Regions from separate parts of the Homo sapiens genome. Here region 1 is linked to region 2. A link is an interaction called in ENCODE POLR2A ChIA-PET data of the cell type or tissue named here. Cell type or tissue: CD4-positive, alpha-beta T cell. All regions are shown on one strand. Each heading gives the region's core, and the rest is flanking DNA. Links, peaks and the distances in the headings are about the cores only.

Evidence for each region. Peaks named below come from ENCODE experiments on the same cell type or tissue, not always from the same donor. Only the 100,000 strongest peaks of a DNase experiment are listed, where the experiment ranks them.
Region 1: POLR2A ChIA-PET joins it to region 2 with 6 read pairs; 4 of 35 experiments call an interaction of 5 or more read pairs at or near these places.

Annotation. Positions count from the first base shown.
Region 1 is chr3:18,770,339-18,787,163 of GRCh38, forward strand. No RefSeq gene overlaps it. Among named protein-coding and RNA genes, the nearest start is that of SATB1-AS1, 330 kb to the left of the region's middle. In CD4-positive, alpha-beta T cell, for the core only: no CTCF peak of the experiment used is centred there; no DNase peak of the experiment used is centred there.
Region 2 is chr3:18,425,911-18,442,735 of GRCh38, forward strand. It overlaps a transcript of SATB1 not described here. Among named protein-coding and RNA genes, the nearest start is that of SATB1, 9.0 kb to the left of the region's middle. In CD4-positive, alpha-beta T cell, for the core only: no CTCF peak of the experiment used is centred there; a DNase peak (open chromatin) is centred at 12,831; H3K4me3 peaks cover 5,984 bases; H3K27ac peaks cover 4,383 bases.

The DNA.
Region 1 (16,825 bases), core at 5,404-13,403, 340 kb after region 2:
GGGCACTGATCCTATTCATGAAAGTGGAGCCCCATAACCTAATCACCTCCTAAAGGCCCCTCCTCTTGATACCATCACCTTGGTGGTTAGGTTTCAACATATAAATTTTGGAGGGATAAAAACATTCAGGGCATAGCACCCAGTTTTCAATGAGCCCGGTCAAAACCCCAGAATCCTCAGAGCAATGTTCCAGGTGGGCACTGACGATTGGTAGAAATTGGCCAATGCAGTGTATTCAGTCATTAGTGCCAAGTGCTTCCATATATATATATACACATATCTTTTGTAAAGTAATTTTGCATTTCCTCCCACCTCCCCTTTTCTTGACTTTAGATTGACCGTGTAACTTTTTTGGCCAGTAAAACATTATTAACCCGATGTAAACAGAGGCCTGAAATGTACTTTTTTGATTATGCTTCTGTCTCATTTTGTTGGCCAAAGCAAATCACAAGGGTCAAGTGAAAAAAGACTAGAAAATTACACAGAAAAGAACATAGATATTGGCAGAGGGTAAAGAATTGGGGTGAATAATCAAATCTGCTATTAACCTAATCCCTGCTTTGTTTTGCTGCTACGTATTAAGTAGTGGATTGAGATATAGTATAATAGAAAGTGTGTGTGTTTGGGTTAGGAGCATGTTGCTTTCAATAAGATGGTCAAGGAGGGTTTCTCTGAAAGGTAAGATCTGAAAGTCGGAGAGAAACCACACTTCCTATAGGTTTGGTGGGGTGTTTCAGTCACAGAGGCCTCTTCCAGCCCACACAGAATCTCTGTATAAATTGCAAAAAGACTCCCTCTCCAAAGAGGTGAATTTCAGGAGAGCTACCTGGCTTGGCAAGCAAAGCTAGGGCTATATTTTCATCCCCTTTGGTTGAGCTGTCCTGGTTAAGGTCACAGACGGGGAAATCTCATGATTGTTGTGAGAACTATCAGAGGGCCATCATGGCTTGCAAGCATAATCACTAGGAGTGATTATTTATATCACAGAATCATCCATTATATCATAAAAATCAATCCTAAGGGCACATAAAGATTAATCCTAAGGGCACTATGAACATCTAAGTTTGTTAGACTAAGTATGTGTCACAGCCTGAGTAGGAGGCATTTACATTTAAAATGTTAAGAATCACTGCCCAGTAATCAATCAGCAGTAAAATCAAATAGTCTTTGAATTAAAATTGTACATTCATGAGAAAATACAATTTTTAAAGGTTTACATTTGTTGCTTTAAAACTGTATCTGTGAGGTAAGGTGAATCACGACTCAAGTCAAGGCAAGACAGAAAACTATTTTTGTGAATGAGGCACTCAAGAAAGCAAAATGAAATGGGAAGAAAATCAACTTTGTAATAGGGTTCGTAAGATGATGAGAGCCACCTCTGAATTCATCCTGCATCTGGAAAATGGAATAGGGTAAGTTCATGAGGTTGGGTCACAGCTCATCCATTCTGTGAAATGTCCAGAATCATCATTGTCCCTAAGCACTAAGCAGAACCTGCTGGTTCTCCCTTGTATTTTAGAAATGTTTGTCATTGCATCATACTAGCAGCTTAAGAAAAGGATTAAAGGGAAGGCTAAAATTTTATGATCTTTGTGGAAGAGCCCCAAATCTTGGTTCATGAGTTCATGGGGGATTCTGAGATTGTGTTAATGGCTCCTGTTTCATGAAAGAAACAGACAGGAGAGAAACCAAGAGAACAAACATTAAGAGAGATGAGGGAGTTGAAGTTGAGCATTCTGCAGTGACTAAGCAAGCAGCTGGTGTGTGGCTGGACAGCTTGAATTCTCTGCGGGTAGATTGGATATTTGGATGGAAGGGCATGAGTTGCTTGGCTTGGGCTTTCATTGTGAGCAGCAGGTGTTATAATGGGCAGCCTGGATACTTTTTTTGAGAGGCTGGAGAGGGAACCAGACTTTTGCCATTGCTACTTTTGTAGCAAAATATTTTTTGCTATTGTTTCTAGTACAACCATTCTGAATTTCATCTGATGGGGTTGGACAGAATTAAACCATTTGACAAAATTGGGCAGAATTGGGTATTTTAGGAGGGTCACGTTTGCATATTTGAACACTTGGACTCCATTTCATCTTATAGCCAGAGGCTTTAAAAAGAGCAGCATTCTTTTCAAAGTACTATCATATAAAAATGTCTTCATGGTTTTTGCTTTAAGAGAGGGAGAACCTATGCTTACCTGTATTGTTACCACTACTGTTGGCAGATTTTGCAGTAGAATCTATTGCTATTGTGGAAAGTGTTTTGCTACTGAGGGTATCTATTGCTTTATTATATTTACCTGTTTTCTTGCAATCCACACACACTAACACTAGCTCCAAATTGTATAAAACAAAAAATCCAACAGTTTCAAAGTGAAATTCAAAAAAGGAAAGATGGAAGTCTCTCCCACCACTCCTCTTTCCCCCAGGAGGCTAGTTGTCCACATGGTGACCTCTGCTGAGACACACATTAAGTACTTCAAAGTCCAGCTGGCTTTCTGTGGGATGCACAAGAAGGTTCTTGCACATCTCACTCTTGTTGTCTGTAAATGACTGTTTTACTGCACTGACATTTCCTCCCAGAATCAGGTGGAAGGGGTTTTCCTATTCTGCCTGCACCCTTTTGAAAAGAATCACTTTGCAATTATTGGTGCAGTTGCCCATCTACAGTGTGAGCCAGGCAAACCAGCAGAGCATTGCTTGAGCATGAGGATGGAATGTCTCACTGGTTGGGTAATGGTGACAATCTGGGAACAGACAGTGACTTATGTTGATCAGGATCTCTCCTGCCCAAACTGATGGCTGGGAAGCAGGCCCCTTGGCCCACAGAGAGGACAGCATGTTCTCTCTCTGGCTGGCTGCAAGGTGGGAAGCATTGCTAATCTGAGTAATGTGAGCCTGTTAATCTTGGAATTATCTAAGAAAAGGCAATTGCCTGGCACTTCCTCAGCACACAAAGCAGGAGCTGCTATCACTACTGCCATCAACAAGGTCTAATCGGACAGAGGCTTCAAAACAGCTGAATGATGTACACACAGATATCTGCTGGTCCCAGAGATGCCCACTCTCTGAGTTCCAGATGAAAGTGGAAATGCACAGAAACGCATGAAGGCTTCTGGGCTGATTAAAAACTCAACACAAGTTGTTCTCACACTTTTTGGAGAGATTGTTAAAAACACATATTCCCAGGTGCTTCTATATGAATTTTGAATTAGTAGGGTCTGGATCAGGGTCTGAGCCTTTGCTTTTCCAACAGACTCCCGGGAGAAGCTGATGCTGTAGGTCCAGGGACCACATGTTGAGTTATACTGCTCTATATTCTTAGAGGCAGAGGGCTTGGTTTTCTGGGAAATTTTTGCTCTGCATCTAATGGTTTGGAACCTCTGGAATTTATGACTATTGGTCTTTGAGTTCTGATTGACCTACAGCTTCACAAATGGCCCGAATATTATTAGATTCAAAGTCAAATGAATTTGATGAAAACACATCAATTAGGCACCTCTATTGTTCTTTCATGACAAGACTTGTCCAGCCTAGCAAGAGGAACCATTATTAGGGGTAGAGAAAGGAAAAGAGAGAGAGAAAAGGGTAAAAGTATGTAGCTGTATATGTATTTTGTTGTTGTTTTATACAAACAAAGTGGAGTTTTAAAAAGTTCTCTCTCAGCTTCTTGGAGGAGGATGTTGGTTTAAACAAAAGTAACGAGAGAACCCTATCCAGACCCCTGAGGTGCTAAAGAGAACCCACTTTGCTACACACTCTATGAATGTTGGTGATTTTGAGATGATCCCTTGATATTGAAAACAGAGGTGTGCATTGATTCCTGCTGTGACCAGGCTGCTGGAACATTTGACTGACTCAATAATAATTATCCCCGTAGTGTTCTCAGGTAACTATTGTGGAACTGCTGGCTCCACACTCAGTTCGCTCTCTCCCAATTAGTTTTACTCTCAACACTATTTAACTGATTTTTAAAGAAATACATTTGTAACCAAAATAAAATATTAATGACCAATGTTATATATGTAACTACTGTACAATCCAGACAAATAATCATCTCTAGTCAAGCAGGGTTTCTAAAGGTATGTAATAAGGTTGTTAGATGAGTAAATAAGTTTGATTGTGCTTTTAAGCTATGCAAGCAGAGAAAAAAATGTAACAGACTCTTATCTTGTCTGAATCTGCATCACTTAACACATTTCTTTGTCTACCTAAATTGTATGTGTGTGTTTTCAAATCTCACAACAAATCAAGGGAAGTTTGATTTGTTCAAATATTATTGTATTAGTCAGAATAGTTTCAATAATTTTGCAGCAACAAATGGCCATCAAATCTCTGTGACTCACACTATATGCCCAACATCAGTCAGCTCTGCTTGTTATAGTCATGCAGGGACCATGTTAATGGACAGTCCGTTTTGATGCATGCTGTTTGTCCTGATTGGAAAGGTAGAGAAAGGGCAAGGTGCACACTAGCAATTAAATGATTGAGCCCAAATGTGATACATGTCACTTCTGACCACAATCAACAAGCCCCCTGACTGTCGAGGAAGTAGTCATAACCTTGTCTGTCTTCAAAGAGATAGTGAAGCACAGCCTCTCATGAGGGAAACTGGATATTGGTGAACAGTGGGAGGGTCTGCCTTAGGTAGAGTCTGCACAACAGTTTGAATATGAAAGGAAAGAACTTAGGAAATTTTATTTGTCTGCAAACTACAAATGCATGTCAGTTTGTGGCATGAATCCAGGCTTGACTAGAGCCTTCTTAGAGAAGGTCAGATCTCCTTTTGAAAAATGGTGTAATTAACATTTATATCAATCACTTTAAGATAAAAGATTTAGACCACCAGGTTAAACTTCCTGTGCTATTAGTCTGCAAGATGTAGTGAAAAGTGCACGGCCTGGGAATGAGACCAGGATTCTAGCCTTGGATCTACTGCTCTTTAGAGAAATTGCCTTACCATCTCTGTAGATGAAGTGGTCAGACAGACAGAATGATCTGTTAGCTTCCTTTCAGTTCCAAGATTCTGTGATTCTATGAATTATAATCTTCACTTAGATTTATGTAATATTGACCAGAATGTGGTGTGGTGGAAAAAAAGATACTAGAAACTATTAATAATAGTGCTGGCCTTATAATGGAGCATACATAAGTCATGTAATGAGCTCCCTTTAATATCACACATATATTCGGTTGGTGCCAGAGTTGAGTTATCATTCTCAAACCATCTAAAATGCCAAGATTACAGTCTGGTTGGAAGTCTCTTCTGCCTGCTGGGAGGGAGCAGAGCAGTAATGATTAATTGTAAAGGACAGGGACTCTGGCTTTTCACCTGCCTGGTCTCTGTAGCTTTCAGGGTCCTGTCTGTTTGGATCGATGGTTTGCTAATTACAAACTGTCTTTGGAAGGCTCCACCATACTCTCTGGTGATTCATGTTTTTGCATTGATTTTCACATAAGCTAAGATGCAGTTGCACCATTTAAGCACTTGGAAATTGGTCATCAATGAACTATTTTGGACTTAATAGATTTGATAACACTCAAAGACTCTTTATGTTTTGATTTTTAGATTATACTACCTAATATATGTCCTATTTATCTGCTTTTTAGAAGGACTCTAGTAAGGATAGGCTCTGATTTATGGATCGGCCTCTGTAGGCAGCCTGAAATGGAATAAAGTCTAAAATTTACTTCAGTATTCCCCAGGCTACTTATTCAGTGAATGTGTACCTCATTTAGACCTGAAATTTTTCCTGCTACTGAGGTGATCTTCATTTTAAATGAGGAGTTATTTTCTTCTGCACCATGATTGGATCTCAATTACCAAATTCTAGGTTTAGAGCCACATCCAGTCCTTTGGATCATAAGTACTAATTCAAGAAAAATTATACTTATGAGATTGTCTGGCAGATACCTGGAATGAGTTAGCTAAACAGTGGTTTTATAATTTTTGAAATACTAGAAAACAATATGTACGTGATTAAAGTGGTCTGCGATTTAGCCAATGTGAGTTTCCTGCCTTCCTTTCCTTCAAGCTTCACAGCCTTCTTCTCATCTTCCCAGCCTGTCCCTAAGGCAACTCAGTGGCATGCTAAGGCACGAAAGAGCACATTTAGGGACATCTCCAGAAACAATGGGCTTGGAGCTTTGGAACCGCACTTTAGTGTATTGGTCAAAAGCATGGACTTTGGAGGCCCTATCTTGAGACCTAGATCCACTTTGAAGCCTTCCATTTTTTATTTCTGTTGTGCCTACCCTCTTTAATCCCGCTTCCTTATATGCAAAATCAAGATAATTATACCTAACTTAAAGAGCCCTCCTGAGGAGAAAATGAGAGTAAGGAAATTAGTAAGATGCTTTGGCATGTAGTAAACACACAGTAAATGTTAGCTTTTCCTCCTCCTCTTAATAAGCTACATGCCTTACTTAGGAGTGCAAATTATGATAAATTAATAGAAAAATTGATTCTGCCTTTGATCAGTCATTGATGTGATGGTATCTGGTTTTATATCCTAATTTTTAAAAATAATTCATATGCAAAAGAAAAGAATCAGAACAAAAAAAAACCAGATATAACAAATGGAAGAACATTATTTTATTCCTTCTGAATGTAACTTAAATGTCACTTACCTGGGAATTTCCAAATCTTCCAGTGTTGTTAGGTCACTCTTTCTTGGATGTTTAAGTAAAAATAAAAATGGTTTGAACTCATCCCATGAATATTCAAGCCCCCATAGGGATTCTCAGGCTCTGATCACGTTTCCTAAATAATTCCTATTTTCTGCTCCTACTGAATCTTCCAAAAACGTCGTGTCTCTCTTCCTGTGGTTCTCTCCTCTCTATTTAGAATTAACCCAAACTTCTTATCCTGGCTATCTCTAAGGCATTACTGTGAAAAGTGGATGTGTGAAGGGATGAAGATAGTGCAATATAGCAATCAACTTAAAACTATGTTCAACTCATCCTTATTCCTACATGTCATTACCTAGCCCCTATACTGGTTAGTTTAACATGTCAATTTGGCTAGGCTACAGTACCCAGGTATGCAGTCAAATACTAGATATTGCTGTTCAGATATTTTGTAGATGTGGTTAACTTCTATAATAATTGACTTTAAATAAAGGAGATTTTCCTCCATTACACGGATGGGCCTCAACCCCTCAGTAGAAAGGTGTTAATAGCAGAACTGAGGTTTCCCTGAGGAAGAAGAGATTCTGCCTCAAGACTGCAACATCAGCTCTTGCCTGGGAGTACAAATTTGCCCACCTGAGCCCTATCATGTAATTGTATAAGCCAGTTCCTTGAAATAAATCTGTCCATTATCTATCTATCTATTCTACTAGTTTTGTTTCTCAAAGAACCCTAACTCCTGATACAGACCTTTTCCACACTTGGAATTTCTCAACCATCTTATTTTCTCTAATAAAGTAGATTTAAAGGGTGAAAAACTGATAGCAATAATTCATTACACTTATTGTTATAAACAATACTGGCTGATATTTAATCAGCACTAATATGTGTCAGGCAGCCATTCCTATACTCTATTCAACCACCTCTCTGTAGGCTCCTAATACATCGAGCCCAGGTGAATTTTAACCATATCATATAATTTTGAAGGGACCTTCATCAGGATCCTCTACTCCTGACAAAAAATCCCTAAGTGGACTGCGCCAGCACCAGAAACTCTACACATTCCTTTGGGCTAAAGTTTTTGTTATAGAGAATTCTTTGCTTGAAAGAAATGTCCTAGGAGAAAAAGGTGATAATAATTTAGCTGCTAGGAGACCCAATAAAATATCAGCATTTTCCTGACAGATAAGCAAAAAACAACAATGGCCTAAATTTTTAATAAGTACAGTCTTGAGAATTATCCTCAGGGAGCAGACCTGGATGTAGTTCCTCAGTGGGGGGCCACTGGCACCTGCAGGATGTGGTAGAAAGAAGAGGGAGAAGAAAGGTGGGAGACTGCCAAAGGAAGTGTCTACTCCTTTACACTTCAATTGGTTCCAATCACACCTGCTCCCTTTAGGGGAAGCCTTTCCACTAAATGATGATTGTGATGACTTGGCAGGCAGACTGAATTTGGATGTAGGTAGATTATCAAAAAGATATTTTTTGCCTAATAACAAGACCCTTTTCTGAACTGCAAAATATGTTCTCTGCTCCTTTCTTTTCCAGGGTCTCATAGGAAGGAAAGGGTGATTATCTTGTAGTCTACTCTTGGTTTCTCCACTTGTTCCTTTAACTTCATCATGTTCTCTTGCTTTCTCAAGAACTTTGTTCCATCTGTATTTATTCTCTCTGTCTTTGTCCCAATCTTGAGTCTTTCTGCTCTAGTGTACCGAAGCCTCCTCCAACTTGAAAAAAAACTTTCCCACATCCTGTTACCTCCTCTCTTAGCTCACTATAAAGTGTCTATATTTCTGTCTTGATTTCTTCACTGTTCTTAACTCAAAGCGATGTGATTTCTGTACAATTCATTGTATTAGTACTCTACAACACTTTCAATCAGTTGTGAAAAGCAAGTCTTTTTTTTAGTTCTTGTCTTCCAGGACCTCTTTCTAGTACTCAGTACTACTGGCCAGAATACATGACACCATTTCTCATTTTGACTTTCTTAACACTTGCTGATTCTTAAAAATGTCCCCTTTACTGGTTGCATTTTCTCTTCCAATCCCCTAAATGTTGATTTACTCAAAAGTTTAGCTCTTACTTTTCTGTAATAGTATTCAGTCAAGATTTTTACCCTCCCACAAGATATTTTTCTGTTCCTTCTATATACATAAGACTCTTACTATTGATCCAAACCATTCTCCTGAATCTATTTCTACAAAAATCTCTGGCTACCTGCTAGTCATTTCCATCTGGAAGCTTTTGTATCCTCTCATTTTTAGAATATTTGCAAACAAAGGGCTTATCCACATTCAAAAACTAGCGCTTCTCTCTCAAATATCCTCATTTTTTTCCCCTAGTCACTGGGGTTACAAACTTTGGAGTCCCTTTATCTTTACTCACAAAATCTTATTGCACCTTCGTGAAGATGTTTGCAGTAGATTCTTTTAATTCACTTCCCTATTACCATCCTATCTCCAGGCTTCAGCATTCAGATCTGGATTATAGTCCTCCCCCCATCCTTCACCTCCACATTGCAATGATCTGTAATCTGGAATGTGACATTTTTTAGCTCCTTTGAAATGCTTTCCTCCTGTTCTCTTCTCCTACTCTTCCTTTGACACCCACCTCAAATTTCGACACCTATTTGTTTGTTTCAGTTGCCAGTAAATCCCATCTTTTCTGAATTTCTGAAACATTTTAAATCACAAATATATCTTTATTTAAATATGTTTATGTCAATGTCCTCCTGTCTTGACGAACAGACCTGAAACTATTTGGAAGTCAGGGACTAGTTATTCTAAATCTTATATCTCCAATATTTAAATGAAAGTTTGTTGTTGTTAATGCTAAGAGTCTTCAATAGTTTTATTTCTACCACAAAAATGAAGCAGTATTCCGTAGTATTAATAGTTAATGGCAGAAGCGTCAGCCTTGGTTTGCACTTCAACTCTGCCAAGTACTAGCTGTGTGACCTTGGCCACATTGTTTCAACTTGCTAAGCTGTACCTGAAAAAATGTAGATAATAATAGTACCTGCTTCAAATGTTTATAAGAATGAAAAATATTTTATATATATATATATGTAATATATATACATAAAGTATATATACATGTTTGGCATACTGCCTGACACATAGTAAGGAGAAAGGAAATGTCAGATATTACATAGTGGGTACTCAATACATATCTGATGAAGGACTGAGTTAATACCACACTGCTGAATTAGAAAATTTTATACTTTTATAATTTTAACACATTTTTCAAGTCCTATTTCTGTATTTGTTTATCAAAACCTGAAAGACTCAAATGAATTAAATGTTATTACTGAATTGTTTTTTACCAGGCTTGGGCTGGGAAAAGTTAGCAATATTTATTAAGTGACTGTTGAGTTTACAGAGCTGTAGGAAGCTGATAGTGCCTTTGGGTATAGATTAGACTGACTTCATATTTCAGTAGAAAAGGCAGATAGAAAAATTTCATTTTTGACTCATTAATAATTAGCTATCTGATTTAAAATATGTTGGTTTACCTCAGCTAGTTTTTTTAGCCTTTCTAAAAGGTAGTAAGAATTAAGTTAAAAATTAATATATTTAAGTATTATATTCTGTAAACAAAAATGCTATATAATAAATACCTTTACTTGAATATTTTAAATGATTTCTGTATAATTTTTAATTAACCTTAATTATTTTTACTAATTTCATTATTTGGAAAATATTTTTTCTTCTGTTTCCTAAAAATGCTGGTCTTTCATTTACTTGGAGCCTTTTTTTCTGGATAGTGAAATATGAATGTATTAATTACTTACTATGTGTCAGCAACTATGCAAGGCATACACAAATACATACGCACATAGGCAATGTAATAGTGTTTAATAAAGTATTACTAAAGTGCTAAGTGAACACAGAAAAAAGGAGTAATTAATTTTTCCCTTTGAGGGTGATGGCAAAACTATGAATGAAGATTGGACTTTTTTTTTTTTTTTTCTGAGCCTTGGAGGTAAAGTAAAAGTTTGCCAGTACACATGTGGGTGGGTATTCTTGGCAGTAGTAACAACATAAGCAAAAGCAGACTGGCTTGAGAGTGCTATTGTATTTATAAAATCATGGATACCCTGTTATGGTTATAACATTGATGTGTGTATGTGTGTCAGAGGCAGTGGTTTGCTAGTGTCAGTTCACTCGTGAGAACCAACTGTGCGTATCTCTTCCTGTCTGCATTCACTGGTATCTTATAGGTAGCTTGAAATCTGCCATTGTGGGGGTACTTGTACCCCCACAGTTGGCAAACACAACAAATCTGGGTGTTGATGGTGGTGGTGATGGTAGTTGGTTTCTTCCCCCCCCTTCAGAAAGCTGATCGCTAAAGATGCATGAGCACACCTCTTGTAGGAAGTAGCAGTTTGACAAGGTTAGTCTGAAAGGATAAATAACATGAGATTGTGAATGGCTTGGTAAGATAAACTAAGGAGTTTGCATGTTAAATAAGTTCCATTTATGACTTATACTGATATGTGACATTTTGTGGGCAAAATCTCCAAAGAAAATTGAAATTTTGCAAAGTGGTAACACAAATATATCTAAACAGAAACTTGATTTTGAGGACAAATAATTATAAACTGTGTGAGTAGATTAGCATTGGCAATGCTTAGAGTAAGGAGTAGAAACATTTGGAAAATACTTGGTGGTCCTGTCAGCCAAAATAAAATGTTCTCTGCAGTTGTAAGAATTCTAAGAGTCATTTCTGCTATGTAAACATTTGTTGGGAATGCTAACATTTCCTCTTGACTTCATCTTTTAGGAAATAACAAGCAAATACTAAACCTATACAATTATTTATTTAATACCCTTTCTCTTTGTGTTTCTTTTAAAGAAAAAAATGACCAGTGAAGACTTTAATGTGTAATAAGGAAGTAGACTAAAGGGTAGAAGTGGCAAATTAGGTAACTTCCTTTAAATAGATGATCAATCACAATTATGTGGGGCTTTGCTGTTTTTGAAATGAAATAGTCAATGAGAGCAAGCTAATTACTCAACTAATCTTAACTCTGTTTCAACTATATGACACAACCTGAAAGAAATCAAAGAAGTAAGCAGAAGAATCCTAAAATTCCTCTACAGGAGAGATTCAAGCCTGTACATGTTTATATTGATTTTTGTTAATAGATAATATCTTCCAAAGCCTAGGTTACAGTAAACAGTTTGTCAATAAGGACAACTGCACTAATTGAGTGCTTATTATATGCCAGAACTGTTCTACAAGCTTTACATGGGTTCTCTTGTTTGATATTCTCAACAACTCTCTACTGTAGGTTATTTGTATTATCTCTATTTTACCAAGGAAGTAGAAGCACAATGTCAAAGAAAGTAGTATGTGACAGAGCTAAGATTCACATCCAGGTGGTCTACAGCCACAGCAGCTGCCCTTGTAACTACCATCGTATAATACAGTGGTTTTTAAAATGTGGGCCTGGGAGCAGCAGCAGCAGCAGCACTGCCTGGGAACTTGTTAGAAAAGCAGGTTTCAAGGACCCTCTGCAGGACTGCTGAATCAGATAATATGGGATAAGGCCCACAGTCTGGGTTTGAATAAGCCTGCCCGGTGATTCTGATACATGCTAAAGTTTGAGAACTGCTAACCTGTACTACACGATCTTTACAGTCAGGTCTAAGAATATCCAATATCCTAATGAAAATGATCTTATAACATTGAACAACATGCAGATGCATGTTGCAACCAATAGAGTGAGCAGGAAAGCCTTCATGTATGTTGGAAAAGGAAGAACTGTCAGTTTATTCTGTTTCCAGTATGACTATGCACATCACCTTGCACAGTCAGAAAAAATAAATTGTATTCTGAAGCAAATTAAAACAGGGTCACACCGATGAGTAAAATCTCCAATATAATAAAACCTTTACATAAGCCTGGGATCCCTAAATAAATCATTTGATAACTTACCTGCTTTAGCTATGTTGATGTCTGAAGATACGTTATAACCTTCCCAAGTATGATAATCATCTGAGAAAGTTGTTGTCTTTTCCACCATGATTAGAATGAAATAAATTTGTTGCATTGGTAATTTTGTCCGCATGTGTGCTTTTAAAAATAGTTGTTGTGTATTTTATTTGATGACCCAGGCCTTCTGAAATCTGATTCTGATTCTGCTCCATTTATCTACTGCTTTATAATAAACGCCCCAAAACTTAGCAGTTTAAACAATGTATTATTGTCTTTCATCATACCACTGGTGGACCAGGATTAACTCGGAGACTCTCACTTGTGGTCTCTCATACAGCTGTACTCAGGTGATGGCTGGAAAGGAAGTCACTGGAAGGTGTGACAGGGCTGGAGGACCACAATGGCTCAATTACATGGATGATATTTGATCATGGATGTAACCTGAGAGCTCATTGGCAGCTGTTGACCAGAGCTCCTATACATGGTCTCTCTTTGTGGCTTAGATTTCTCCCATTATGGTATATGGCTGACAAGAGGGACGTGTCAAAAGCAAGTTTTTAAGGCACCTCCATGGAAGCAGAAAGGCTTCTAATAATCTACTTTCAGAAGCCCCAGAACACAATTTTTGCTACACTAAGGCCAGCTCAGACTCAAGGGGATAGGAACTAAACTCAATCTCTTGATGTGAGGAACAGCATTCATGTAAAGTAAGGAAAGGAATAAATGAGGCCTTCTTTGGAGACTACCATATGCTCTCTTGAACTCTTTAAAGTAAGCATTTTCTTATGCATCTTTTTCTCAGTTTTCTTTTGACAATATAATAATTTAGTTAAGTCTTAAAGTTAAGGAAGGGTTTGCCTTTATCACGGACTATGTAGAATCTAAGATTTTACCCTTTTGGCAAGCTAACAAGTTATTCTGCCACAGTCACATGGATGATGGTAGAAAATACAAGATTCCTGGATCAGAGACAAATTATACCTTATTACTCACAGTGATAGAAGTAACCAGCATATCAGTATATTTTTTGCCAAGGTTCCCTGAGCCTCAGTTCCCACAGGAAGACAAGAAGAGGGTGAGATGACTCTTGAACACACAGTAGGTTGTGTCACAGGAGAGAGATCCTGAGCTTAGGAAACTCAAGTCTATTTTATAATGAGCAGTAAGAAAACCTCTTCTTTGCTCCAAAGGGAGACACTGTCTCTATCTTCCAAGGCTATTCTCTGTATAAGTACCCTGAAGGGATAGCCCAGAACAAAGGCAGACAGTATCTCACTTTTAAGACATGCAGAAATGAAAGAGATCCATAGACAATTGTCCCCAAACAACCATGTGATGGTGGTCATGACAGGGGTGGAAATGAGGGGAAAAAGATGGATCATCTAGATAGGAAACAGAAGCAAGAGAAGTTTTATATTTTGAGAATTGTGAGGAGTTCCACTTAAAAAGGAGTAGAGAAGTAAATGAGGATACAAGAACCTCAAAGAACTGTCCGTAGCATGTTTAAGATTTTGAAATTCTTATGTAAGCAACACCAAACTGCTGAAAGGCTTTTATGAGGGAAAAGACATGATCACAGCTGGGGTATTGTAAGCTTACTCTAATAGGATCTGCAGAGTATTTAAATTCCTGGAGGAAGAGCACTTATTTAGAAGGAAAGTAGATGAAGAGAGCCTGAGATGAGAGTGTGGCATTCAGAGTGGAGAATCAGTAGTACCTACATATGACAGATGTTAAAGAGATAGACTCCATAGACATAGACTGGGCCACTGCTCTCACCTCTTAACACAGTCCATTGTCATTATTTGATTATTTGTTTCTCCCATTAGACTTCCCTTTTTCGGGGGAAGAACCACATTATATTTTTCTTTATACTCTCTACATCTTTCTCAATTTTGGTTTGGTAGATTGGTTGATGTAGGATAGGGTTTAAAGTGTATCAAAAAATGTACAAATTAGAGGCAAATAAATGAAGTTCCTAATCCTTATGGAACTTACATCCTAGTGGAAGAGATAAGTAATAAATGAATGAACAAGTAAGCACCTATTCTTATGCCAGGTGGTGATGAATGCTACGAAGAAAAATAAAGCAGAACAGAGGATGGTGGGGGCGGGGGCAGTATTTGAGATAGGGTAATCAGGAAAAGTGTCTTGGAGAGAATACTCTCAGAACTTTTGTCACCTCTTTGCTAAAACTGTTCAGCAGGGGCACGTGGGTATTTTGGATATGCAGAATTAGTCCTGAGTCCAGGCGGTAGTGTTTACTGAGAGTTGATGAAGCTGCATAAAAATGTCCAGGAGTGTTTTCCTGCGGATTCACCCAGAAGCTGACTCTGAGACAAATTTAACAAATAAATAACAGTATAAATACACATGTAATGAATTAACAAATTTATTCTTGAGGTGGTCTTAAGAAACACCGGTTGGCAAAGTGAGGAAATGAGACCAGCATATGAAGGTAACCATGAGTGTGGGTAACGAGCTGAATTGCACTAGGGAATTCTGGAAACCAGTACAGAACATGCACCTCAGCAGTCTCCGGGGGTGGACTGGTCAACATTTTACACTCTGGGGATAAAAAGAGTTCTGATTTGTAGTGTTTCCTGATTGCTTTGGTGTAAATACTCCCACCCTGGCCTATTTTAAACTGTCTATGTGATACAACTAAACATGGAGTTTGAAAGGATGCACAGTAGCAAGCCATTAGTTACACTGTATTTCCAAATAAATGTAGTAAAATCATTAGAAGATGACGCATTTGAGTATTTAGCACCCTTGTTTTTCATATTGTTTACTTAACTGAAATGTATACAATTAATTTTTAATTTTTAAATTTTAAATGATGACTTGCCAAATTCCTAAGTATTTATTATCAGCCCTTGGGAGCTGGTGTGTCCTGGCTGTAGCACATCACTGGAATATTTCACCTGAGAAGTGAGGAGCCTGGGGTATTTCTCTGTAATGGATAATGGCTTTTCCTAGAAGATGGGGAAGGGGGAAAAACTTGATTCTCCCACTCTTCAGGATTGTGCCTGGTGAGAGCAGAGCACTGAAACCCAGAGAAAACTCTCTGAAGGAGACACTGGTAAGACCTGAGGACTGAGTGAAGGACTGATGAGGTGATATAGTTTGGTTATTTGTCCCCACCTAAATCTCATATTGAAATGTAATCCCCAGTTTTGGAGGTGGGCCCTGGTGGGAGGTATTTAGATCATGGAGTGGATCCCGCATGAATGGCTTGGGCCATCCTGTCGGTGGTAAGTGATTTGTCACTCATTGTTTAAAAGTGTGTGCCCTCCACCCCCTGCACTCCCTTGCTTGCTCCTGCTTTTGCCATGTGATGTGCCTGCTCCCCCTTCACCTTCTGCCATGATTGAAAACTCCCGGAGGCTTCACCAGAAGCTGAGCTGATGCCAGCACCATGCTTCCTGTAAAACTTGCACAACCATGAGCCAATTAAACCTCTTTTCTTTATGAATTATACAGTCTTGGGTATTTCTTTATAGCAATGCAAGAACAGCCTAATACGCAACATCTTCTGCAATTAGGTAGAAATGATCCTGGGTCATGATAAAATGAAAGCAAGTGAGCTTAAGAAATGATACTTTCTGTGTTTGGGCTGGTAGTTTTGAAGAGTTTGGCGTTTACCTTTATATTGGACCTGGTTTGGTGCCACCATGTCTTATCTTTGTAGTAAAAGCCTAATATATACAGCAGCCTTGGTGTGTTTGAGGAAACAAAAGAGATAGTAGGCATTTGTTGGCAGACACCAAGACAGGGAAAGAATAGTAGCTGTAGGAATAAAGATTGAGATGTTAGTACCTAAAAGTGAGGAGCAGCAAAAAAAGATGCAAGAGAATGTGACTCAGAAGCAGCCATACCCAAATACCCCTTTACCCCAAAGACTCCAGAAAAGGGAAATGCTTGTAAAGCATTTTGGTGAAATCTTGCTGTTCTGTAGATGTAACTAAACTGGCAACATCCTGTATAATCTATGCATTTTTAAAAGATGTAGAATTGGTGACCTTAGGCATATTTAACAACTCCTTTGAGTTTAAGACTAGACTGGGCAACATAGGGACACCCCGTCTCTCATAACATAACAAACAAACAAACAAACAAACAAACAAACAATCAAAAAACAATTAGCCAGGCATAGTGTTACACACTTGAAGTTCCTGCTACTGAGATGGGAGGACTTCTTGAGCCCAGGAGGTTGAAGCTGCAGCAAGCTGTGATTGTGTTACTGTACTCCAGCC
Region 2 (16,825 bases), core at 5,446-13,445:
CAACCACCCACACGCCACAAAAGCCACAAAAAGGAGTACGCCTGGAGCGTCGCAGAGGGACAGGCGAGGTGGGGGGACAGGGAGACGCACCGGCCCCGTGGGAGAAGGGCGCGGGTACGCAGGTGACAGGCGCTGAGGAATGAGGTAGGGAGCCATCAGGAAGTGGCTGGAGGGGTACAGACGGAAGGCAGTTCTCTCCGGGGAAGCGCGGAGGGTGCAGAAACGTGTACAGCAATAAAGGCCAGGAGCCTCGAAACGCTCGGAATGTTTATCCTCTAAGGAGGGTGGTCCTTAAACTATGAGGAGCCAACATTAGAAAGAACTGAGTAAGAGCGTTCTGTACTAGTCAGACGTTGGTTCAAATCGCCCTCACTTCTGAGCCATAGAATACTTTGGAAGAAGAAATACGTGGCCGAGTTAAACAAAATTTGGGTCACTTGAAAGAGACCTGACTTGTTATTATAAAGGAAAAGATGCCATCATTCTTCAAATAATTTACGCTAGGCAAAAGAGGAAAGTTTGGGTTGGTAAATACATCTGTTGTAGCAATAAACACTTCTGCTGTAATCTAGGGTAGGTTACCCAGTTAGATAAATGGTCATTACCACATAAGTATGATCCTATTATTTAGACAATCTATTAAATATAGTTCATGTAAAAATAAAGAATATTACAATGTAACCCAAAATAGAAATGCCTCATTTATCGCTTAGGTTTTAGTTCTACCATTTTAGCACCCTGAAGGCAGTTAATCATTAACAAAAAACAAGAATTATTTTTCAGAATTTGCTGGTAGGGAAAAGAGAAAAATCAGTCAGATAAACATTTTGTTACACATAAAAAAGCAACAAGTTAGCACAAGTACTGAGATAAAAGGGAAATTTGCAAATTAAGCTCTGTAAAGCCACCAATACACTCTTAGGCACACTGTTTACATTACAAATCTAAAGAAAAGCCAAAAGGTAAAGCAGAAAAGTGTAGGAAATGATGGCCTCCTAGGGGAGAGTAAGTTTAGGAGAAACAAAATGAAAATATATCACTCTAATAGCACCCACGTTTCACCCACAAACCAGAAAGGTTAGCCAAATCTGGGAAGGCAACCGTGAATCTTGGCACACAAACCCAAGCCTTGAGCAAAAGAATGAACATGTGATAAACAGAAAACACAGCATCAAAAATAGGAAAAGAAATTTAAGGCAAATTTTTAGTAAAAAGCCCAAATGATAGTAAATTTTTAAAAGTTAAAATGTGGGGAAATCTGAAGGAAGATATGTTAGCTAAAGTATAAGAAATAGAAATATGGTAGGTTAAATTTGAAATTTCCAATATGGATACTTTAATAGTTGCTTCAAACTAGTAATGCCTGACATGTTTCCCTGAAACCTGCCTTGTTTTCAGTAGGGACTGTGCACTCTAGTGCCTTGTTGTACAAATTTACAAACAATAGCAACATTTAAAAATAAAGAAAAATTATAGTGGTCCACACACACACAAATGTAATTTAGCCAGGCAATGTCACCTCAAGCTGAATGTTTTTTATAAAAGAAAAGAAAGCTGTTGGGCAAAATAAAATTTAAACTAAGAGAAAACACCACTAAACAAAGATCACGGGAAATATCAATATTAAGATAGACTGAAATAAAATATTGTAAACATGCTTATTACATCATTTTACAGAAATAAATAAGACAAAATGCCATCTGAATGTTTTACCCTCCTAATGACCTGGTGAATGCTAATATAATATGGGAATTAATACAGCAATCCTTAAATTTGAATAGCACCTTTTATCTGAGTCACAAATCTATTCAAAAACACAAAACATGAAAGTATGTAATAAGGACTGACATGGCCTTGGAAAATGATAAACAGAATAAATGAGCATAAAGGCATCTAAGAATGACTATATTATAATGAATAACAATATAGCACAATAAACTTTCCCTCAAGCACATTTTTTATTCCAGAACTATAAGAAATGACATAAGTAAAATGGCACATAGAGGTTAATGTACTAGTGGTATACATCACTGATGAAATTAATTACTATATATTAACTACCCTTTAGAATATTTCATTATAAGCCACTGAGTATTGGCCAGTGTAAAGCCAGATAAAAATAAATAACAAAAAAAGAAAGAAATTTGTCTTAGTCTGTTTTCTGTTCCTTATAACAGAATACCTGAAATTGGGTAATTTATAAAGAAAAGGAATTTATTTCTTACACTGTGGAGGCTGAGAAATTCCAGGTGGAGGGGCCTCATCTGGTGAGGGCCTTCTTCCTAGTGGGAGTTCTCTGCAGAGTCCTGTGGTGGCACTGGATATTACATGGCAAGGGGCTTGAGTATGCTAGCTCAGGGCTCTCTTCCTTTTCTTACAAAGCCAACAGTCCCACTCCCATGATAACCCATTAATCCATTAACCCATTAATCCACGAATGGATTAATCCATTCACAAGAGCAAAGCCCACATGATCCAAACACCTCTTAAAGGCCCCACCTCTCAGTATTGCCACATTGGGGATTAAATTTCAACATGAGTTTTGGAGAGGACAAGTATTCAAATAATAGCAATAATTAAGAAAATACCACCTTCCTAGGCATATGTGAACATAAACTATCACGGCAGGAGGAAAAAACTTCAATACAGGGATCTTATATTAAGCAATAATGATGCATGCAAGTATTGAAGAAAGTTAAACTTTATAAGTCTGGCCATCAAAATAGAAAACCTCAGGAACATAAAATATTGCAATTCAAATACATGAACTATTTAACATGTGGATGCACATTTAAAACAGAGTGCATCAATTTTCTATCACATGAGAAGGCATTATCCTGGCTACACACAAAATTTTTAAAAACTTAATGAAAGGACTACTGCATGTTTCAGATGGCAATGTATTAAGATAAATATGCAGGCAGATATCCGAACGCATTAAAACACATTCAGAGTTCTGAATAGCACATACATTTGTAATAAACAGAGAAAGCATTTAGAATTCGAGTGCTTTTAAGATATAGCAACTCCGCCAGTGACTGTGTTAGCAAAGCAATGCTTACCACCATAACACTTTCTAAGGACATGTTTTTTTTTCTTTTTTCATCTTTTTAAATTCAAATACAGTTGGCTATCTCTACACTCTTAAAGCAGCACAATTTATGTAGCATATTGCTCTTTTTGTCGTGTCAACTCTTTGTTTTTTGGCTTTAGCTGCAGGTGGTGTTTTCCATATATGAATTTCTGGGAATATGGTTCTCTGTTGGCCATATAAGGATGTGTGTCTGAGCCATATGTTTTGCTGTCATGTGTCTCATTTTGTCTGTCTGGGATGTCAGGACCGATTTCTGCATCGTTTCCTGAATGGACCAAATACCAATTTGAAAGAGCAGGGAGGAAGAAGCTGGGGCTGCAGCCCAAACAACTTTGTCAAAATATATATTGGAGAAGAAATGCAATATCCTGTAAACATTGCACGCTTCTTCTCACATATTATCTGTGACCGACATCATTACAACTGCATACAGTTTGGGAAACAATCTACTTGTTCAAGTTCAGAAGTTTGCAGTATTTGTATGCACAGAGCTTAATCAGATTAAGATCCTACGTCTTAAACAGATCCCACTTCTTTGGAGGTCATGGCATGGCACATGCTAGCTGCCCTACTCTGAGAGCTGTGCCTCCTGCAGCCAACCTGACCCAGCCTTGAACTTGGGGAAAGGAAGCTGCCTCATGCTTTTCTTGTCTAGTTAATAATTAGAACTCTGATTAAACTCTCTGACTAATTATGCAAGAAGTTCTGGCCCCCATTATATACCCTCACAGAATCTTGTATTTCTCCTTTGAAACAGTCATCACAGTCTTAATTAATTAACAATTTGGGTAATTACTGGCTTAATACATGTCTCCCTTACTAGACTGTAAGCCCTATGAGAGCAGAGACTGGGTGTCTTGCTCACTGCCATATTACTAGGAATTTATACAGTGTCCTTGTAATATTTATATTATAAATGAATAAATGGGAACAAAAGCTCACAGTGTCACTTGCAACCAATTTCCACTACAAATTGCATTGACAGTTTTTTAAAGTGATTGTAGGAAGAGGGAACATTGAAGAAGGTGGCTATATCATTTAAATTTGAATTAATTTAAATGAAATTTATGATTTAATTCCTCATTCACATTTCAGGTGCTCAATAGCCCCATGTGACTAATACTCTAATAGCGGACAGTGTAGATTACAGAACACTTCCTCACTGCAGAAAGTTCCATTGGACAGTGCTTACCCTAGAGAACTCCTTTAAAAGACAACTAAGGGAATCCAAGACCTGGCCAGGAGGAGTCTTAGAGGTGCTAAATGGCTTTCAGACATTCCAATGACATCTGAGTCAAGATAATTTTCCATTTTAGAATTAGCCTGTAGATCTGTAAAGTTGCAGGAAATGATACCTGTATACTGCTAAATACAAATTTAAGAACTTTCTAGACATGTCTGTACTTGAAAGGGTTCTGTAATACATTTTAAGTAATGTGTTTACTCCAAAAGCTGCTTTCCGTGAACATTTAAGTATCTCATAGGTGAAGTTAAAAATCACAGTCATTCCCACCCTTACCCCTGTACCTATATTATATAAGCATAGCTACCCTTAGAAATGCCTCTCTGGAAGCATTAATGTAGATACCTACTCGAACTGGGAGGGCATCCAGATAACAAATAATGATGCACTGCAGAGAATAATGGCAAAAAGCTTCAAAATGTTGCAGGCGAGTTAAAGGAGTGATGATAATGAACTCTAAATATAGGGTTTAAGGATTTTTTGGTTTTGTTTTCTTCCCCTAAGAAGTTGAGTTTCAGTTTTAGCTAGAATGATAGCGATCAAAAGTTATTTCCCTAATTACTTGGCATAGATGTAAATACAGAGTGGTAATTCATGATACAGTTTTAATAGACAAAGGTCATTATAGTTGAGGGGGAAAAAACCCAATGTTTATGTTTGTTTTGGGAGATCTGGAGAGGGAAAACGAGCAGCCATTGCAGCTGGCTTCTGGAAACCGACAGGATATCTGGGCCTTTTACTCAGAAACAATACTGTTTCATTGGGAACTTCATTGGAAAAAAATCTTTTAGCTACCTTTCCTTCCATGGATGTCAGTATGGATCACTTATTTGACAGGGCACGGTGGTAATAATTCCACCAAAATTGGTACCTTTATCTGGACCCAGATCCAAAATCGAGTAAGAAGAAGGAAGGATTCTTGAAATTGCCCTAGAGTCCACAAAGATGCCTCATTTTTTTCCTGTAGCTCGTGGAGTGCCCTTCATGTCCCTTCTCACTTGAGGACCTCCTTTCTGCTATCTTCTTTAACGTGCAGCTTGATTTCCCCTTGTCAGTCCGAAGCCTTCTCCAGTTGTTAGTTATTTCCTTCTCCATGCTCCATCACACTGCCTGAATGCAATGTGACATTTCATATCTATCTATATGTCTGCCTCTCCAAACTGCAAGACTCTAAGCATCTTGAAGGTTTACTCATGTATATATTTCTGCATTCCCTTTGACAGTCTTAGGACGTAAAACCAGGTACTGAGATCACAATCCAGATGTCCAGGCTGAACCCCACTGCAATTAAATCAGAATGGCTGAGGATGAGGAGAAGACATTCAGTTTTTTAAAGCTCTCAAGGTGATTCTCATATACAGCCAGGTTTGGCATCTACCAGGTTAGGTGATGTTTTAGAGACAGAGAATCAAATACTCAGGACATCTCTGAGGTGGTTTTTAACTCACTCCTGGAGTCACTTGGAAAAGCTAACCTGTTGTATGAACCAGCAGTAGACCAAAATTTGAGAAATGTATATGTGGGCAAGCTACTTGTTTCAAATTTCTAAAAAGGCAATAAAAGTGGGGGCAGGAAGCTACTGGATCATTGATTTGGCAAATAAATACATGCTATTTGAGGAACCATAATAAACTAGCATTTGGGCACTTGTTTGAGATTTACTGGGGTGCCAGAAATCCTGTGCAGGTATGTTATTTATCATGATAGACATTAAGTGACTAACCACAAAATTATACATGGAAGTACAGTTCTCAAACCAGTCTATTATTTACTGGAGCCAGAACCATCCAAGTTTCCTCTAATTCTTTTTTCAATATAACATGATTTTTCTCTCAGACAACTGTTCAACCTTGAGTGGGCTTCTCTTTGAAGGGCTGAAAACTGTTCAACTTATTTCCAGACTGTCACTGCACTTGAACAGAACCAAAGTATTTAGACTGTCCATGTCAAGGAGCCAACTGCAAAGCATCCTAGACCTAGTTGCTGTGCCTTTAATATTCTCAGAAAGCTCGAGGTAAAATCCTCCAATTTTTAATTCCGGTGAAATCGAACAGCAACTGTTCCCAATCAACTTTTAACCAAGATGTACATATCAACCAAATTTCCTTAGTTGATATGAATGTTATTTCTAATCTTTCCTAGCTTAATTGGAGGGAGAAAGAATTCGCGATAACAATGGTCCTGAATCCTTGTCCAGGTCATTTTTGTGGCAACATCAGCCAAAGGCAATATCTGATATTGTACTGCTATGCCCACCACCATAAGGCACTGGACGAGGCATTGTCCGTTGGAAGGAAAGCCACCATCAGAAACAAATGCTTCACACCTGGACAATAATTAAATACTACTGTAACACTTGAAATTTGTTGAAGTGAAGGAGAAATTAAATTCAAAACTAAAGCACATTGTATTTGGGCTGATAGAAAAAGAGTTGGAAACAAACTGTGGTGATGGTTGCACAACAGTGTGTATGTAATTAATGTCACTGAATTGTACACCTAGAAACAGTCAAAATGGCGTATTTTTTAACACATATTTTACCATATAAACATTTTCAAAAAAAAAAAAACAAAAGCAAAACAATCTTTCATGTATGCCTAGTATTGGCAGATATATAATACCAGGAAAATATCATGCCAAGCCTCAGAGAAACAATGAGCTACATCACATTGAACAATCCCATCCCCACCCCAATCTTACATTGCTTTGTCCTTACCTGCTAACAGCTACAGTCCAGTCTATGCTACACAATTAATATGATGAATACCTGACCCAAGGATAATTAACATGGATTGGTAATTAGAGACCAAGATCCCACTCACTTTGAGGTTCCTTCAATGTAAGAAAATGGTTCTCTTTTAAGGTTTTATTCAATACAATATCTTAGCCAAAAAAAGAGAAAGGCGCATAGACAAAAACAAACAGGAGTTCCTTAAGTCCAAAAAATTCTTTTGGAATGTTTTTCAAAACAGTAAAAATTAACTATATGCATGAAATAGATTTTCTCTGTTACACAGTACTTTGAGTGTCACGCTCATATATGCAGAACAGCTGCAATTGTAACAACTGTATAAAGTACTAATTTGCAAATTGTCTACATAAAAAGACTTTAGATTCTATTTTTTTAATAAAAGAAAATTTTGTTTAAAAAAACGCTTTCAAATTTAATCAGCTCAGTTACTTTTTTAGTGCTAGTAATAAGGATGAAAGTATATCTACATATAATAATTTGAAATATCATCTTTTCCTGTACTGTTCCACATTCAGTTTTCATATCATCTATTCCTATGGATTTTATATTAAAAACTTGTATTAATGATGGAGTTTTTAATGATTTGGAAATTCATGTATAAATCATTTTATTGAAGTTCGTATCTGTATTTTTTTCTTATACGCATAATTAAGGAATGCTAATAAAGTGAAACCAACTTACAAACATATATTTATTATGTGTAAAAGCATTAAATAAAATACTAAAAGACAGCTTCACAGTATAGCTATGCTTAAGGCATATCCAGTTACCTATCTTGTAGGTGCCTTTTTCTTTATTAATGTGTTCATTTAAAAATTTATTAGATAACTAGCATGGACTATACATGGACATTTTGAGCCAACATGAAGGAAAAAGTTGATAAATAATGCCACAGTAGAACTTTAAAAAAGAACTAGAGAGCCTTGAGGCTGTTTTTTAATCATTTATTTTTATTTATTTTGCAAAGACTTTTCATTTGTGTTATTTAATACATAAATACACTTGAGAGAGAAACAAATAGCACATTTATGAAAAATTTTGATGGAAACCAGCTTTCTGTTTTAAGGCTAGACTGCTTTAAAGGTCAATATCCACTATTCTTCTATTACTTTTACAGTTGAAGAAACACTACATATTCACATTATATTTAATAAAAATTAACCTCTCATCTCTTCTTTGAGGTAACAAGGCTCTCAAAAATAACTTTTTATTTCGCTTTGTGCAAAGGGGTTTTGTCACTAAAAATTTACAACACTGCAACCAAGTGTAAATGTATCTTCAAGGCTGGCATATGCCGCAGTTTAGGATGTAAAACCAAATCTTGTGGCATTCTCAATAGATTTGAAAAATCCAATTGTTTGGCCAACATCCAAGTAAGAATAAGTATATATATATATATAAAATATACACATAGCATAACATTTTTATATGTACACAGATAATATTTGCATGTTATACAAGAGAGTATTCCACAATTTAAAACTAGTCTACCACAGTTTTCATCAGAAAGCCTTTAAAACTCAGAGGTAGTATAATACCCCTACTATTAAGTAACTCCCACAAAAAGGAACATAAGTCACATAGTGGGAAAAGTAGTGGAGAAAAGATAGAGAAACTAGATTTGGGTCTTGCTTCTTACTCTACTCACTAGCTGAGTGATCCTTCATTAGTTAAGCAGGATCAGGTTCCGTATCTATAAAATGAATGGATAGAGTCTGATCATCTTTAAGATCACATAAAAAATCTCTTTCTTCAATTAAAAAAATTAAGTTCACTTGAAAGAGAAAATATAAATATAAGGAAATTTCTCACATGCTACGTTAGATGTTTATCTCTATATAAGAGACAGGTGTCAAACAAACAAATAAAAAAAAAAAATAACCGCTAAGGCAAAGAGAAACTTTAACTCACCAGATTCCATCTGTTACATCTGAATTCATGCATAATTGATTATCCATGACTGGTAAATTCTTTTCTCACTAGCCGACCACAATTTTCTAAACGTTGTGTATTAAATCACTACTAAAGTAGACTGCATTTCAGAAACGGCATGGGGCAGAATACCAATATTTTAAATGAAAAATTACATGCCGGTTAGTAATAATACAGCTGACCTATGTTTAAGGGAGAGAAATTTTAATCATGTGCATATTAAATATTAATAACCTATTCTGTTATTGTTATAATAAGGTTAAGTAGGCTTCTCCATGCTTAAAGAAAGAGGGAGAAGTAGGAATGCATAATGGTGCAAAAAGATACAGAGACAGGAGACAGACATAAGGAAAATGTGTCAACAATAAACAAGAGGAAATGAGAAAGAAGGAAAAGATGAAGGTGGAAACTAATCTCTATGTGTCATTATGACTGCCAGAGTACTGGCAAAGAAGCAGCATCCTTTTATTTCAATTTTAATCATTTCTGAATTTTAATACCCGGCTCCTTTTGTAATTCTCCTGGCATTCCCCATATGCCTCCATCCCAGCCAAAACACCAGTGTAAATTAAATGGCAGGCAACCACACCACTGATGTAGCCTCCCCAAAGAACCCACCAGGTGACCAAAAGCAAAAAAGGTATGTCTACCTTATGTCCCTGAGGACCTCTAGCCAATTAACTGGCTGAATGTTTTCTACTTTCTTTAATTTTGAAAAGAAGGACAGTAGTTAGGTAATCTACAGATAGAGAATCATTAAAAAAAAATAAAGCAAGCCAGTAGTAATACAATAATCAGTGACCATCAGGGCCTGGAAAAATGAGTTTGCTCTCATTGGCACTAAGGAGCATCACATGATTATTTAATTACAGCTCTAATTTTTGTCTCGTGGATGGCAACATATCAACAATTAATAGGGCAAATAGAGGAGACTGTGTTTTTAAAGAGACAGAATGTGCATGATAATGTAATAGGTCACACAGCAGTGCACCACTTAAGAAATTCTGTCTTTTGTGTAACTAAATAGGACTGTCTTACAAGCAGCCCCACTCATATTTTAAAATGAAAATAAATTTTAAAAGGAAGTGTCTTTTTTAGATAACTTTCATAGAATGCCTAGAACTTTTCAGAATATTTTGGATGCAGCTAACACAACCCTACTGCAATTTCAGAATTAGTTTTAAGGAATGGAGTAAAATATTCATATACAAACACTCCAAATCTTAGAGTACTTTTCAAACAATGTATTTAAGCTGCAATGAAAAATATCTTTTTATGCAATAATTACAGTAGTATTTATTCAATGGGAGCCTGAAAAACAATCATTATTGTAGGAAAGAACGCATAGAAGGTCAATCAGCCTTGAGGCACTAGTCCATAATATTTTTGGTTCTGGAATATCAGAAGGATGGCTACTTGGTGGCTCAAATTGCAAGGAACTCAGGGGAGTGCTCTGTTTGACTCCGGTATTGTTTGTTACCACAACCAAACACCAAAGAATGAAGCTGAGCAGGCACACTTAACCTAATACTGAAGGTCAGACAATGAGGATAGAACAGAGACCCAGGTGCTACCAAAAAAAAAAAAAAAAAAATCATCCAATTATCCAGAAAATGAGGCATGTGCAGATTAAGTGTTCAGATAACCCTAGTAAAAACAGAAAATTAGAAAGAAAATTCTCTTTGCCAATAAATCTTTATCGGCACAAGCTACATTTTATATTTTATCATTAATTTAGCAATTCTTTAATGAGTGCTCAATACGTACAAGGCACAGAATGCTAACTATGAACTTTCTGTTTTATATAACACAGACATACCTTATTACTTACTTACTTTTTTGTAGTTTAATACTTACAGAAATATATAGCAGCTTCTACAAACTTCAGAAAGTGGGAATACTAGTGCGTTTTTAAGAGCCATATTACGAGGTTACAAGATCTACAAATTCAAATCAACCAAGATAACTCAAATAGTTAACCAATTTGATAGAATTGTCTAAGTAAGCCTAAGTCCAGCTTTAAATCCCTCTAGTTTCAGTAACCCATTGTTTTGCCATTCTAGAAGCCATAGTGAAAATCCAGGTTTGAGATTTAGACAATGAAATAATCTTAGAACTACCTCTGTGATTAACTGCTGAAATGTATGTAGAATATTAGGTTATATAGAGTTTTAAGTAATCACAATTTGGCTAAAGAAAAAGTGACTAAAATTATTCCACAAAAAGAAGTATTAAGAGGAGCAAAATCAATTAAATAAGCTTTTAATGGATTATGTTGGCCGAAGTCATCAAAAAACAAGAAAACATGGGTATCTCAAAATACAATTTGGAAAAACTAAAACCACTGAGGAGCAATAATTTCTAATGACACTGGAAAGAAAAAAAAACAGGAGAAAAATTTTATAACCCAGTGAAAAGTTTTAAAATTAAGTTGCTTTAGTAGAAAACCTTTCATAATTCTGAACCAAAACCCTGACTCCATACATTCTAAAAGATTTTTTTTAAAGAATCAAGCAAGCAGCCGCTTGTATGTTAAGAGTATACATCATTCTTTTTTAACATGGTTGTTAATATATAGTTAACATGTCTCAGAAAAGGCTGTAATTAACTGTCTACTGCTCTAATAACACTAATAAGCATACAGTATTATTAAAATACAGTGATTCTATACAAACTGTCATTGTTAAACTTTTAAGATAATGTTCTAAATTGTTTCTGAGTCCTCTTGAACCACCCAAAGGGAAATGCAACTCTAAGAAAATTTTTAAAACATAGTTATTAAAATATTGTTTTTTCCTCCCACAGTCTGGAGATCACTGTCTACCATTAAACAGTACATCTAAGTATCATTTCAGTTGGTGAAAATACAATGGGAAGCATTTGGATTATTTTACAAATTCTATAGATTTTTTAAAAATTTAAAACTGTATGCATCTTAATTTAGTACTTCATTCATTGATAAAATATTTTCTGGGGGAAAGAAAGGCTTGCTATATCAAGAATCACATAGCCTTGTTGTTAATCCCCAATGATTTCCATTGTCTGTTTCACTAGAACAGGAAAACTCAATTGCATTCAATATCAAACAGCTAATTATGGATATGCTATATTCAAGACTATCTCCATTTCAAAGATATCTGCATACACTAGGTTCTATTTATAATAATTATTACAATAAAATATTTATAACATAAAACCTCTTTTGCCTTAAAGTCCTTAACATTATAAACATTAAAAGGCCAAATTGTCATTTACATGCTCTTAATGGCATATCAGGAACCAATGAATAAGACTATAGAGGAATCTCTAGCAATCAACTCTACTACATGCCTAGCTTCCAGGAAAACTGCATCTAAAGAATGCCCCCTCACACAGATTACTGACTACCTTTTCTTTAAATATTTCAAGAAGGTCTAATAATTCTCCCTGGGAACTTGCTACTGTATCTCACCACCCAAAAAAGAATGCCCACTGAAGAATTTTTCTTAGTATCTGGTCCCAAATTTTCTAGAGCTGAGAAAAAGCAACATCCCAACAGAAAGCCCTCCCCCGAACACTCAATGCCTATCTGTCACTGTGGCTGGAGTCCTGATTCTCCACATGTAACATTACAGTAACTTTTCTGGCACTTACCCTCCAAATATCAGAAGCTGCTCTCTGAATCTAGCCCTACAGGAGATGTCTGAAAAAGTAGTCTTTGATGAGGTGACAATGATGAAGTTCTCTCTGGCACTGCTAGCAAGGCAGAAACATCCCCAAATGAGGTGGTTACCAGTTGCCTGTGAAGCAGCTGGACCATTACTGCAGTTCTGAGGGTGCGTCACAAATCAGGTCATAGCTCTGGGTAGAGTCCACCCACTTCACCCAGTATAACGCCCTCTACTTCCTGCACACCTGGGGGAAAGGGGTGCGGGGGGCGGGCAGCTTAAGTCCACATAGGTACTAGTAAAGGCACAGCGAGGTGCAGCCTGACATCTGCTTCTTCCGCAAGCATTTCAGCCTCATCTGGGGACCTGCACCCCTAGGTATTCAAAAATGTGTGCAACAATAAGCAGGCTCTAAAATGAGTGAGGAGTGTAATAAAATATTGCACAGTTAAATGTTTTATCCAGCGAAATCTTTTCTCCACTGGAAACTGAACCAACTCTTAATTTTTGATTACAAGCCACTTCTCTACCAAATGTCAAATAACTGGACTGAATAAATTTCAGCAGAAACCAGGGACATAAATCCTGAGGTACCAGTTAACTAATTTTCATCTCTTGTAACTAAACTACATCACCGCATAAACTGAATTACATCCTTGAAAGTCCATTGAAAGAGGTTATTAGAATTTCGCTTCTGAACTTTCAAACTGCAACAACTGTAAAAGTGATACAAAATAACTTGAAAGCATAAAAATAGGCCAATATGTTGAAGAAATGCTACACTACTAAATCTCACCCTGAATATATACACACACAATCTGTATCTATTTACTCTGAAATATCTAATCTTAAAAAAGACTTAAAAAAATAAACAGCAAAAGATACCATTGGCATAAGTTCAAAAGTATGAAATAATGTGTGTTAATGTGTTGATCACACTCTATGAAGACATCAAGTTTAAATAGACTTACCACTGAGAACAGCATTTAGGAACGATATATAAATTACTATAGTAGACACTTTTTCTTCAGTGTAGTGAAGGAGAACCTTATGTAACAGATTTGATTTATATGTTGTTATTAAGACCATATTCTACCCTGATGTCAGTGGAATATGTGACTAGGTATTGATAACTGTGTATAGACAGTTAAGTGTAACCGCTTTTTAGATAATTTAAGTGAAAATAAGCCTTTTCTCAAGTTAATTGTGAGTTCTGGAATTCAACTTTAACAGTATTTTGATGTTTCAAAGGGGTCTTGAAAAAGAAAGGATTTTTATCATAAAAGAAAAACAACAAATACATTTAGTATTACAACAAAGTAGAAATCTCCCTTATTTTAAGGATGGCAGATTAACAAGAAGTCAAATGAAGGAGTTAAGAATATTTTCAGAGAAAAGCTTAGCGAGTCAATCAATAAATCAATCAATGAGCCCCACTTTATATTCATATTTTCAGAACTCCATTAAAAACTTAAACATTCCATCTAAGACTTGGAAGAGGAGACACTTTATTGAAGTTATTATCTGAGGAATCAAATAGTTTAATCTTTTTGGAACTTTGTAGAAAGTTAATTTAGCAAAACACATTTGAATGTGTTTGAACATATTTATCCTGAGGTTGCTTTAAGATGACTATTTTAAGTGGCATGCAGATTCTTTTGGGGTTTTGATGTTATAGTTGAGGTATGCAAAGTAAAAGTGCATAACATTTCTTTCAACTGGTTCTCACATGACAGAAATGAAAAGATGAAATTACTTGTCTTTAAAGTTTTGCCATAGGGAAATGATAAGAAAAACTCCTCTCGACCCCTATCCCCAACCAGGAAGAGTCTGAAGCCCTGGATTATAGCACAGGTAGATATTAAAATGGAGACAGAGCCGTTATTTAGTGGTGACAGGAATATAAATACGTGCACTAAACTATAAACTGGTATTTACTTCAGGAAGGTAAGTAATATTTTTCCTCTGATTGCTGCACTGTCAGTTTAATGCAGCGTAAATAAACAGTAGGTGCCTGCTAGCTCGAAGTAGGAAGTGTTCATTCCACACGAGGAACAGATTACTGAAGCCTGATGCTCATCATGCTGAAACATAACTTTCATTTTACCAGAAAATATACCCTACTGTGGATGATTTTTCGTGCCTGATCTATTAATTAACTTAACTCTGTTCTGTCAAAATGTAAACCAATTTGTAAAAATCATCACAGAGTTTTGGAGTTTGAAAACCAAATCAATTTGAAAAGCAAGAGTAATGACTGTTCTGTAATCTGATCACAAATGCTAAAAATGAATACTTAATATAATAAGCACAAACCACACAAAACTGAAAAAGACGAAAAACATTTTGAAATATCATAGAACTTAATCCAAGTTATCTGATTTACTCGAGATAGTCCTCATTTGTTAATTAAAAGCACCTGGCACCTTTAATATTTTGCAGCCTTGTGCCACTTTGGTCTTTTCAATATGTATGCTTATTCTGCTCTCTGAAATATCTGAAGGTAAACCATTCATAAAAATCAAACCCCATTCCTTAATTCCAATAGAAATATTGCTGAACTCTCCTGAGAGAAGCGGCAAGTTTGAAGATCAAATGATGATATCCTTCCTAACAGCATTCATGTAAAACGTGTTTTTTCTATTTTATGTATGCCACAAAGCTATGACAGTATATAGCAACTAATTTTCTTTTTATATATGAGTACTGAGCAAAATATTTCGTGGCAGCATTTAAAATAAGAACCCATCTTATCTAAAAAGTGTAAAAGGCAATCTGGGGAGGTTTCTATTTATAACATGAACAAAATTCTGATAATCAATATATTGAAAAGGGAAAAGAGATTAAAAACATTTTTGCATTCAACTACATCATGTCTAGAAATAGTCTGAAGATTGCTTTAGTCATATGCATTTATTTTAAATACTTCATCAATTCCAAGTGCTAATATATTAATTACAGCCATCCAAGACAATATGTATGGAAGAAACTATGTGTGTAAAGGGCATATCTATGTATAGCCCTTTTGGAAATTTACAGAACAGATGAAAACCCACTAGAGTGCTTTATAGAGTCCCTGCTGTATATCCATGTTGTGTTTAGCTTAACAGTGTTTGTAACCAAAATATTTTTACAATAATGAGGAACAGGTGCCTGTCACCTGACCTTTTAGGCCTAATTTACAATCCACAACCTGTCATATGAAAAAGAACTAAAAATTCTCCTCCAGATATTTTAGTCTTTACTAAGTTAATGTAGTATTTCTTTACCATCACTCAGCATATCATGTCTTATTTAATCACAGGTTCATATAGCTGGCAACAGATTTCTTTGCAGAAATAAACCAATATTCATTTTGTTGTCGTTCTTAAGATGCTGGGAGACAAAAGAACTACTTTTGTAGATTATCAACCAAAGAATATATTAATTTCTTACAAATCTGAACAAAAAACATTCCTTTTGAATACTTTTACATACAAAGAACTATTATTTATTACATATTTCAGCTTGTGGGAAAGTGAGGAATGCATTGATTCTGGAAATAACTATTCAGACTTTTGGAAGTTATTTAGGTCTTCTTTCTCTATCTTCCCCCCGCCCCCCATCCTGCCCTCCCACCAAATTTTAAGGAGGTAGTACTTTAGGAGGGAAATCCCTATTCGTTATTTTTTCATATATTATTTATATTCATTATTCAGAAATAAATACAAAATTGAATTGTAATTTTATTTCTCTTGTATAATGTTAGATGTAGCATTATCCAAATTTGACAATGCCTTGTATTTTATAGCTACTGTTTAAATATTATGTATTACCTATGACTGAACAACTCTACATTTAAAATATTGTTTTCATTAGAAAAAACTATGAAGTAGTAAGTGTCAAATGAAGATGAAGAATAAACATATTTGGTATATTTATAAAATGCATAGTCATTTAAAACGTGTACAAATAGAATACATAGTTTGCTACTGTTACATTTTATATAGTATACACATTGTCTACAGTGTATTTAATAATGTGCTTAACCAAGTTAATTAAAGTATTTATGTCTGATGATTGTGTAATAAACACTTGGAGAGGTAGTGAAAGATACAGCCAGTTACTTCTGCTAACTAAAGTTGAAATTATGCACTTATTATAACCTTTTCTAACAA